2 separate regions of the Homo sapiens genome follow, and region 2 is linked to region 1. Evidence: chromatin contacts called from ENCODE Hi-C or POLR2A ChIA-PET data. All regions are on one chromosome and are shown on one strand. Each heading gives the region's core, a stretch centred on a gene start or an enhancer-like site at or near the end of the contact. The rest is flanking DNA. Distances are from core to core; before and after follow the strand shown.

The links. Hi-C counts contacts between places; a loop is a spot of excess contacts on that map. ChIA-PET counts read pairs that join two places held with the same protein, here RNA polymerase II (POLR2A). Pooled maps may share reads with other maps.
Region 2: a loop to region 1 is called in a map of naive thymus-derived CD4-positive, alpha-beta T cell, with 3 times the contacts of the local background. The contact joins the promoter of SFSWAP here to the enhancer-like site in region 1. A Hi-C loop is called at or near these places in 1 of 168 maps with a recorded cell type or tissue (naive thymus-derived CD4-positive, alpha-beta T cell), 3 of 37 single-sample maps with no recorded cell type and 12 of 50 pooled maps. POLR2A ChIA-PET finds 5 or more read pairs at or near these places in 3 of 52 experiments (CD4-positive, alpha-beta memory T cell, activated B cell and activated CD8-positive, alpha-beta T cell).

What each region holds. Positions count from the first base shown.
Region 1 is chr12:131,508,406-131,514,043 of GRCh38, reverse strand. All of the region lies in intron 1 of LOC101929974 (a long non-coding RNA gene), which reads left to right. Among named protein-coding and RNA genes, the nearest start is that of LINC02414, 140 kb to the left of the region's middle. RefSeq lists an enhancer at 2,779-2,828. Within about 2 kb of position 2,108, at least 3 of the 41 ENCODE cell types and tissues checked have a DNase peak (open chromatin) inside an H3K27ac peak, as active enhancers do.
Region 2 is chr12:131,708,485-131,714,122 of GRCh38, reverse strand. It overlaps SFSWAP (splicing factor SWAP), which reads right to left and starts at 3,033. Exons shown (of 18, transcript NM_004592.4): 1 at 2,676-3,033; 2 at 1-52. The coding sequence starts at 2,893. RefSeq lists enhancers at 2,799-2,868, 2,959-3,248, 3,389-3,478.

The sequences.
Region 1 (5,638 bases), core at 859-3,358:
CACCCTGCACCTGTGTTCCACCCCTCTGTCTCTGACCTGCTGCTCCCTCCCTCTCTGCCGTCAATGCCCACCTGCTTCTTAGGTCCAGTTCAGACCGTGTTTGTACAAGGTCACTCGGAACTCCTGAGGTACTCAGTGTCAGCTAATGTAGGTAATGGGTGGCAGGTGTGCAGAACACCCTAGGCAGGCACTGAGCTTAGCCTTTGATCTACCGTCATCTCAGTTAATCCTCTCAATACTCTGTGAGTCAGGACGTGTGTGTGTGTGGCCCTGCTACCGAGGAGTCCTTCACCAACTTAGCAAATATTTATGGAAGACTCACTGGGGATTTGTTAAAGTCACTGCTTTATTTGAGCTTTCATTCTAGTCAGGGATGACAGAGAAATGATGCCCATCATAAATAAGTATTAAAACTGTTAGAAGCCTGAATGTGCCTTGGGTGAATACAGCCATGGCACTGTTCAGGGGTGGATGAGGCCGTCAGGGCTGAGGAAGTTCCATTTAAATTACCTGGTCAGGCAAGGGCTTGCTGAGGTGATATGTGAGCAAACATAAAGGCACACATTAGCCCCGTGGACAGCCAGGGCATGGACCTTGGGCAGATGAAGGTTTTAGGGAGGGGGGCAGTCAGGGGCTCAGATGCTGGGCATGCAGAGTGAGGGGCAGAGGAGCAGGAAGTGAGGCCAGAGGCAGCATGGCCCTGGGATGCCTCACCTTGCTGTGAATGCTACAGCCGGGTCCTCTGAGAACAATCCCAACACAGGAGTGTATTAACATCTCAGTTCCCAGAACACTTTTAATTTCATTCACTCAGGTATTCATGAACACCCGTCTTCTTATGTGCTGTGTTAGAGTTCTCTAGAGGGACAGAACTAGTGGAATACAGACACACACACACACACACACACACAAACATATATATATATATATATATATATATATATATATATATATATATAGATAGATAGATAAAGGGGAGCTTATTAAGTATTAACTCGCACGATCACAAAGTCCCACAATAGGCCGTCTGCAGACTGAGGAGCAAGGAGAGCCAGTCCAAGTCCAAGTCCAGTTCAAGGGATCATCCAGGAAGCATCCAGCACGGGAGAAAGGTGTAGGCTGGGAGGCTAGGCCGGTCTCTCTTTTCACATTTTTCTGCCTGCTTATATTTGAGCTGAGCAGGCAGCTGATTAGATGGTGCCCACCCAGATTAAGGGCGGGTCTGCCTTTCCCGGCCCACTGACTCGAATGTGAATCTCCTTTGGCAACAGCCTCATAGACACACCCAGGATCAATACTTTGTATCCTTCAATCCGATCAGGTTGATACTAAGTAGTAACCATCACACGTGCATTCATCATGTGCACACACTGGTTAGGATCTGAGGGTATAGACCAGGCTCCTGTTCTCTGGGAACTGGCATCCCAGCAAGGACAGGTAGTAAACAAATAAGAACATTTAAGAACAGTGTGGGGAGGGCCTAACACTGTGCTGTGTGGTGGTACGTAGGACGCAGGCTACTGTAGACTGGGTGGTTGTGGGGAGGAGGTGACTGTGGGGAGGTGACATTGATCTGAGCCCTGGATGCCAACAAGGAGCCAGCTGTGCATGGATGGAGTTGGGAGCGGTGCCAGGCTGAGCCTGCAGGAGGTCAAGGTGCTGGTGGGAGCTCATGTGGCTGGGGACGGTGAGCATGGGCGGGACAGAGGTGGTACTTGTGCAGAAGGAATTAACCATGAAGGCCAAAGATGCCCTCCCTGCAGAGGCCTGCTGGCAAGGTTGGCCCTCAGCTGGGGCCTGGGAGCTTTGCCGATAAACAGGCCCCCACACTGATTCACTGAATGGCTGCGTGTGCAAACAATAGGGTTTATGCTGAGGACCTGCTTTCCCTCTGAGAGGCTGGGATTTTGGACTATGCCAGGCACAGGTGCTGACGTGACCAGACCCCAGTAAACCCTGGGTGCCGAGTCTCTAGTGAGCGTCCCTCATAGACAGCACTCACATGTGTTGTCACATCTCATCGCTGGGGAATTAGACATGTGCTGTGTGACTCCCCAGGGAGGGGACTCTGGGAGCTTGTGCCTGGTTCCCCTTGTGCCTTTCTCTTTGCTGTTTTTGCAGGTTGTCCTTTCACTGTAATAAATTGCAGCCTGAGTCCTGGGAGTCTCTGAACCTGGGGATGGTCCTGGAATCCCTGACACAGATGTGGCCAGAGAAGGGATGGAACCAGTCCTGCAGGGCCCTTTAGGGAATAGTGAGGTGCAGTGTGAGGGTTGCAGCGACCCGTGGGCTGCTCAGCCCAGCCTGGGGTGACTGTCTCACTTTCCCTCGGAGGACAGGGTGGGCACCACCTGCAGACTCTGGGAAGTCCTCACTCAGTCTCCACGTGCACAGGGCCTAGGAGGTGGTCTGGGTGCTGGTGGGCGGCTCTGCCACATGCCACCCTCACAGTCTTCCCCTGAGTCTGTTCCTTCCTCTTGCTTGTCCCAGGCCTCTCTCAGCAGCACCTTCCTCTGTGAGTGTCAAATGCTACTGACTCATGTACTTCCTGTCTATTCAGAGACAGGACGGGGGTGGGAAATTGGTATCATTTGCATGACGCTCACCTCCTGGGGTTGGTGAAGAGCTTGCAGGCATCAGAGCTAGCTGGGAAGTGAGCAATTATAACATCTTTAGGAAATTGACTTGGCCCTTTCTGAGTCTGTGTCTCCTGGTTTTCTCCATGCCCAGTATTCAGAGGAGGATGAGAGGAATGCTTCCTTGGGCCCCATGGCCTGGCTTTGGCTTTGGCATTGGCATTTTCAAAAAAAGTCTAGACTTACTGATCATGATTCCAGACTCCCGAGAAAGAAGCAGAGAATGTTCGGGTTGTATGAGTGGGATCTGGGATCCTGGGGGCGGGCTGTGAGGGTGAGAGCCCCACGGAAGTGCACCCAGGAGCAGGTGGATGTGGGAAGGCTGGAGCCCCCCAGACCAGGGCTGGCCTTGGGGAAACAGAAGGGGGTCATGGCATCAGAGAGGAAAGCGCATCTTCGCTACGATCCCCCCTGCCCAGAGCCTCCTCCAGATCCAGGGACCCCTCTCCTTCTGTGTTTGACCAGGGACACTGGCAGCTCTGCCTATGTTGAGAGTCCTCAGAGAGCTTCAGCTAGGCCTGTTCCCCAAAGATCTTTTGTTGTTCATTTTAAGAAACAACAGACCATCACTTTAAAAGTAGCACATTTTGGTACCTATTTCTCAGTGATTGATCCTTTCAGATACAGTTTCCCAGGATCTAAAGATGGTAGCTGAATAATGCATGATATTTTTGTTTCCCAGAAACAGGTGTTTTATTTTTATTGCATTAGTCTTATGAGAACAAGCTGGCTGCAGTTTCTCTGAGAGCCGAAGTGCTGAAACAATTCTGGGTTTTATAGGCACCCATTGCCAGGAGCTGTCATTGCCAGGCTCTTGGGCTCTTGACAAGGAAGCTCATTATGGCCGTGTCTCACCTCCTCCAGGGAGGTGCCAGATCCGTGTGCAGCAGTTTTGCACGTCCATCCATTTGTTCATCATTCATTCATTCACTCATTCTTTCAATGTTCATTTCCTGAGGGCTTCTGAGTCCTGGTGCTGGGATGCACTTTGGGGTTACAGAGACAAAAAGACCAAGTCCCAGCCTTTAGGGAACCTATAGTCTATGAGGGAGACAGAGTCTCAGTCATTGGGCCAGGTGATGAGGGGTAAACTGAGGCATACACCAGGTGTGATGGGCTGTGAAGGATCAAGCCTTGGAGCTCACCGGTGGGCGGGAGGAAGACCCCACTGAGGAGAGGAGAGAATCCGTGAGTGACAAGGAGTAGATGGGGCTCATCAGGTGGCTGTGTGGTGGGCAGGGACCCCAAAGGGCCTGAGCAGAAGTGTGACTATAGTGACTTAGAACTCAGGAGGGGCTGCCCTTGAGCCCCACTTGATTTACAACCTGGACCCTTGGTGATTTTGGCTGGAGAGAGGCAGTTGACTCCTTTGAAATATGAAGTGAAACACCAGAGGCAGGAACAGGCCAGTGGTGGTTAATGAGTGAAACAGATGGGAGTCTTAATTAGAGCAAGAGCAGGGCTAATTTAATGATCAGTGCTTCCCCGAGCATATGGCCTAGAGATACTTCCACCCACGCTGAGGGAGGCAGTGCGCAGAGTAGGAACGGCCACATGTGTGGGCAGTGGGGTTTGCAAGGGTTTGTTCCCCTGCCCGTGCCCTCTACTCCAATGCCAGCTTCTACATTTTGTTAGCTTCTTTTTCATCCTCTGTGTCAACAGGTAGGGCCTTCTCTGAGGAACTGACTTGCAGGGCGTGGCCTCGAACTGACGTGGGGATTTTGCCACACAACCTTAGGGAAAGCCAATGATGACCTAGTGACTCTCACCACATGCTTCCAACTGCTAAGACCCTGAGTGCGGGCCTGTGAAAAGGGCAGGTGGGAGAGGGATGCTTGCCAGAGCCACCTGTGACTCCAGGTTAACTGGGGCCACATCTCCCAAGAACCCTGGGGTTGACTCTCACAATTCCCCCAGGTCAGCAGCCAGCCCTACAGTAGGGCCTGCTTTTTGGATAATAGTTCTTTAGGAGGAGCATAGCACTGGGTCCTGTGCCATCTGGCAATATTGCTCCTTTCCCATTAAATCCAGTGGTTCTCAAAGTGGGGTCCCTGGGCCAGCAGCATCAGCATCACCTGGAAACTTGGTAGAAATACAAATTGTCAGTCCTGCTTCCCAGACCTGCTCAGACACTGTAGGAGTAGAGCCCAGCAATCTATGTTTTAACAAACCCTCTGGGTGATTCCCATGAATGCTGACATTTAAGACTCTGCTATAATAAGCCTTAGATTTCTTCACACTAAATAGTGCTTGGAAGGATCAGTTTATCCTGACAACATCCTGTACTCTTTAGAGAAAAGGAACTGGGTGCTCTGAGATTCTGCTTGTTCATCTTCTGCAGTAAGTGGGATCTTTGGGCTCTCCTCAAATCCTGTCAATGAGCAGGTCGGGAGCACTGATGGGGGCGTGGGAGATAGGGTTTGTGTCCATTCTCCCGGAAACCATTTTATCTTTGCCCTCAATGAGGGATTGGCCATCAGAATGAGAAATAATCTTTAAGGTCTAAGGAAACAAATCTCTGTGGCTGTGATATGTGGCCTCCACCTGCTAAAAATGGCTTCAGCCACTGTGTGTAATTCTGAGAGCTTATTTCTTTGGAAAGAGGCCATAGCCATCAATACTAACCATTGGGGGAATTTATGCCCCATCACCCAGCACCAGCAGCCCTATCAATTTCTCCAGCATGCACAGATGTGGACTCCCCTGACTGAGTGAGGGGCCGTGTAACAAACAACTGATTTGATGGTCTGCCTGGTTTCTAAAGTTCTGTATCATGATTCCTTCTTAGCTGCAAGAGATCTCCTACCAAAGCTGATATATCTCAGTGGGACATGCATTAACTCAGTCACCTTTCCAGGTAAGAGGGAGTAATTAACTGTGCCAAGATGTTCCAAATGGCTCTTTGTGGAGGTCAGGGCACCTCCAGGGGATGCGTGACACATTTCAACCTTAGATACTTGTTTTTTGCATGTGAAATGCTTGGATGCCTTGGTATTGGGAGC
Region 2 (5,638 bases), core at 1,784-4,283, 200 kb before region 1:
ATACTCAGCATCGTACTCAGAAAGGTCATGCAGGTGACCACGTCCATCATATCTGTAATGTGAACAAGCTGGTCAATAAAAGGAAATTAACGTCTAGACTGGTGTGCGTGTGTGATGTTTTATATATGTATATATATATACACACACATACTTACCGATTAAAATAAACAAAAATATTAAAACAAGTATAAAAACTCTTCCCAGATTTATATTTAATTTGGATAGTCATATCTCACCTACTTTTAAACTCAAGTTATCTTAACAAACTCTAAATTCCTTTCCACAGTAAGATAACATTTATAACTAAAGGCAAACAATCCATTAATAGCAAAAATGGTACCCACTTCACTGGCAGTTCTTACCATTATGGTTTGGTCAACCATTCAATGCCACTTGCAAAAAATTATTATTTTTTTCTGAAAAGTTAAATATCATAGCTTACATTCACACAAACCAAATACATAAATACCTATCCGTAAGAACCAAACGGTCGAAATTTCCTCGCTTCTTTCTGCTAGTCCCGAACTCTCAGGAGAGATCTTCACCAAAGAAACTTGCGTCCATTGGAGGTAAAATCTTGGCTAGGCTCGCCCCCTAGCCACTTGGCTGAGGAAATAAGTGCTGGGTTACGTGATAGAGAGACACACATACATTGGAACAGTGACATATACATGCAGTTTAAGGAGGTTCACTGGGAACAGAGCAAAACTATTAGAAGATATGGTATCAATATTTCCTTCTGAACTTTATACCCTCAAGGAAATAACATACATGAAGACACTTCCATGTTTCTCTTGCATGGACCAAACAGTAGTTTGGCCAAATAAGTAATGGGAGCACTTTCTGCTATGCTTTTAACATAAAGGATTCAATGAGGATGCTGTCAACGTGTAACTGTCAGATAATAAATGAATGAGTTAGTGAACTTTACTTAAAACACTCAGGTTTAGGGTTTCAAAAACAAATGTAGAGAAACAAACAAAAGTCTGCTTATTTTTTTAATGCTGACTTTTGTAATGGGAACCAAAAATATTAATGTAGACCAAAAAAGACATTTACAGGAAAAAGGCCCAAAATTCCAAGGTAGTCAAGTTACTGCATTTCATTAAATTTCAAAATTAATTGGATTTTGATGTAAACCTCCTTAACTTACAAATGTAGATTATTATTAAAAATATTATACATGTACATGTGCGGCGTTTGCTCCCCACCAGTTTTGGAAGACCTAACTCAAATCATGTACAGAATGATAGGAAAACTGTACAAAGAGCTCAGACTTCATTGCTTACCAAACTTTAATGATAAATAACACAAGTGACACTTTGGAAAAGCAAGCCTGACAACTCAGGCGACACATTCAATATAAACCATGGTGTGAAGGCACAGCACGCTTGAGCACAGCACGGAGCCATCAGATCCAGACATGATCTGATTCCGCGGCCCTCCCTTCACCAGTTCTCGTTTTCGAGCTCTAATTCCAAAAGGAAACGTCAGGGATGGAAAAAGGCCTATTTGGTCATTAATGTGTCCATTCTGGCCAGCTCAGAGGTCATCCCTACAGTCATGCTCCAGGGCTATGAAGAATCCAGTTTTAATGGTCTCAAACGATGGGCTTTCTTCACGTGGAGAGACTATTCCACAGTTTAATGGTTGGTCATGGTTAGCTTTTCAGTCCGGGCCCCAGAAGTAGCCGAACAGGCAAAAAAGAAAAAAAACCACCCCACAACAACCCCAAAACCCAGAGACGAGGGGAAGGGGGATTGAAAAAATGGGAAGAAAGAGGGGAGCAAACCACCTACATCATGTAATGTTATCCTTTTCAAATCAAACGCCTTTAGAAATCCCTAATCCCAGGCCCCCACTGCCCATAATCGCTAGACACCCTCGAGTGACGACCTAAAGCAGGTTTGATTTGAAAAGAAACAACACATCTATATCCCAGCTCCACCCTTCAGTCTTAAGAGACAGTGAAACCAGCCCTAAGAACACTATCTCTTCCAAGAGCAAGGCCAGGGTCCGCACGAAGTCAAGTGGCCACCAACTGACGGGCAACTTTGCTCACTACCTCAATCTGTCAAACTCGTCGGATTATCACCGGGAAATCAAACGTCATGCCGGCAAAGTACGGGCGCTCCACTGAGGGCTCTGGGGGCATAACAGGTTAAGGCTAACTCACAGGTCCAAGAGACACTTCTAGCCACTGTCTCAGTGAGCGGCGGTTCGGAAGAATAAAGGCACGCCTCCCAGGGTACCCTCCCAGTACACCGAGCAGTGAGAGCGCGGCAAGTAGAAAAGCAGCGCACGACCCCATGGCATCGCCGGGCGGCAGGCCCAGGTGCACTCAGGAAAAGACCCTGGGCACTGGCTGCTTTCACCGCGCGGAATCGCCAACTGCAGCCCAGCGACAGGGTGAGGGGTCGAGAGGGGCTGCGGGACCAGAGACGATCCCTCCGGAGACGGACGCGGCACGCAATTCCAGCCAGTGCCTTAGGGCAGGTTTCACCGTCCCCCTCCCCACCAGAACACCAGGAGGAGGTGGGGACAGGGGAGGGGGTGTCCCCCAGATCCCCGCTGGCTCCAGAAAACTCTCTGCAGTCCTTGCAGTCAAGTCAACATCAGACGAGATCAAGCGGGTGAGGGAAGGGAAGGATCGACGGGTGGGGAGAGGAACCGACCTGTCGATGAGGATCTTGTGGTCCCCCATCCAGGGGATGAGGTGCTGTCCCTGTTCCTGAGCCAGGGCCCGCTCGTCGTCCCGGAACAGCTTGCAGGCATAGCCGAAAACCAAGAGCTCCACTCGGCTGCCCCCACCGCCGGCACCGCCTGGCCCGGCCTCCTCCTTCGCGCCGCTTTTCCTCTCGGGTTTGGCGCGGCCCCCGCTCGCGCCGTACATGACAGCGTCCCCGGCGTCCAGGCTGGTCCTCTTCTGTGCCGCGCGACGTCCCTGATACCTCCACTTGGCCTACCCCTTCAGTCAAAGACCCCGCATCCCGTACCCAACCTCAACACCGCCGCCATAGCGGGCCACAAAATGGTGGAGGGGCAGCTTCCGGCAGGAGAGCCCGCATTTCCGGCGAGCGGACCGGCAGATTCGCCTAGGCTTGGAGCTCTTTTAGCCGCTAGGAAATATTTTGGCTTTAATTTTCGCATTCAGGTGTGCCGCCACAATAGGCGCTGCTGTATTCAGTGGAAAGTGCAATTTTAATGTCCGTTTTATCGGGCAGCCGTCAGGACGTGGCGAAAGCGCAGCGTGGGATCGCGCGCCGGCTTCCGCTGCGGCCAGTCGGGCGGCGACGGAGTCGGAGGGAGGGGCCCGGCGCGCTCTGGGCCTTGGGCGAGTCCTCGTGGGTGGCGGGTTGCTGCAGCCTGCCACATGTGTGGAGGCCTCGGGTCCACCCCGAGCCTCCGCGCCCCTCACCATGTCCGAGTCGCTGGGGCCGTGCGTGCTCTGCCCAGGGTGGCGATGTCCTTTTCCTTGGCCCCGTTTCCTTCTCCATCCCTAGGGGGACTTGGTCCCCGACCCGCCCACCTTTGAAGGTTTCCGAGGCAGCAGAGGCCCCTGCGCTGCAAATCACTCGCGGGTGGCGAGATTTCGGAAACCTGAGACCCTTGTCGCCGGGAGATGGTCTGGCGGGGCAGGGAGACCCCAGTCTGGAGACTGGCCACCTGGATACGGTGCAATTTTGCTTGGTGTGTTTCCTCCTGGGCCGCAGTTTTCCCATCGGTGGTTCCATTAGGATCTTTCGGTCCCTTTTAGCTCAGTAATTTCAGGTCAGACAAAGGGCCTGGAGTGCAAAATCTTAGGCTTTGGGATGGGATGGGATATCCCCATGTTTGCCCTTGAGTGGAAAACGATGACAGATCGTCTCCTTTCTGGGCCTCAGATCCCCTCTCCATAAAAATGGAATCTTTCTACCAGTGATGTTGAAATGAGATAATGTATATGAACCTTTAACTGATTTTTGGAAATTAAGAAACAGGCAGTTCCCACCAAACGTCTTTTGTTGTGGTTTCCCCTGACTGGGTCATGCTTCTGTCTTCATTTGCCAGGCTCCTTACCCAAGTTTAACTCAGTCATCCATTTCTCCACCTGGCCTTATGTGTCTACGTTGTCTGGAGTTTCCCCTCACTGGTGGCTAACTTGTGCCTTCCGATTTGTCTGTGTACCTCTCATCACCACCTTAGGTTACATCCTGTGTTCAGCATCCCACCAGAATTAGCTTTAAGAGATCAGGGACATTGTTGGGGTCACCTTAGCATCCTCAGCACCTAGAATGGTGCTTAGCACACTGTGGGCCAAATACTGGTTAATACCTGTAGAATGAGCCGGGCCAGCAGCTGAGCATGCGTGGCCAGGCCATCATCTTCCTATCTAACTCTACAAGACTGCTCTGCCACTGCTGAGGAAGATGTATGTGTCATGGTTACTTGATAAAAACACTGTTGTTTGCCCCCAGGCATTTACTAGTTTGTTTCGGTGCTGGGCTCCCTTCAAGCTTTCCCTTGGGTTCAGGTGTGGGGTGCTAAAGCAAATAAGGAGGCCATTAGCTTGAGATCAACTCTGTAACACCAGCTCCTATGCAAGCAAACCAAAACCCAATCAAGTAATTTTTCTGCTTCCGTGTTGGGTCTATAAAAGCTTGCTGCTCATGCTGCTGAGTGGAACTCTCTGAACCTCTTCTGCTTCTGCATGCTGCCTGATTCATGAATTGTTTTCTTGCTCGAATAAACTCGAATTTGTTTTGTGTAAAGTTTCTCTTTTAACAGTTCTGGTGTCAGAAATGGGATCTGAAGGCCCCCCTATTCCCTCAATGATGACCTCTGGGAACAGTGACTAAACAGATGCAGGTGCTTCATTGTGCAGGACAGTTCTCTGTATAGCCTTGGGCCTACCCACTTCTCCCTCCTTTTCCTTTGTAGTTTTCAAGAGTAACTGCATAACGAGCTGGGATGCAACATCCTGAGATAGGGAGGGACTGGCTGAAGTAGCCCAGGCTCTGTTCCAGTTCTCCCCTAGAAATAGAAGGTCCTTCAACACTTTAGCCCAGTGATTCATGTGACATGTGGTATGTAATCTGGGTGGGCTGCTCTTCGGGATCTCTTATCTGTGGTGTAAGTGAGGAATACGCAGTAGAGATTTCATCCACCTGGGCAACTTTCTGAGCTTTGGGGGGATTGGCTCACAGTGAGTCCTAGTCTTCGTCTCCTACCACCTGTCTATAGGTAATAAATGCACTACATGTAAATTGTTGCTTATGAGAATTCAGAACAGGTTGGTAACCAGTGCCCGTGGGCCTGCTTCACACACTGAGCCATTTGTGCTCAGGGCTTCTCACTGCACATTTGGAGGCCGCCACTTGTAGGCCCTGCTTGGATACAAACTCTACAACTTGTGTCAAATTCTTAAAGTTTATTTGAGCATTTTTGATCTGAGCTGGGTCCAGAAGTTACAACAGAAACTGGGACTGGATCCAGTACAAGGCCTATGGGAGCAGGACTGAGTCCAGTAGGAGGCTTATGGTAGGAAAGGGTATGAGAATACAGGGAATGATGCCTTCATTTGGATCCAAGGAGTCTGAAACTCCTCCACCTGGAACTCCAGCCAATTTCATGTATAAGAACCTATGAACCCAGAGTC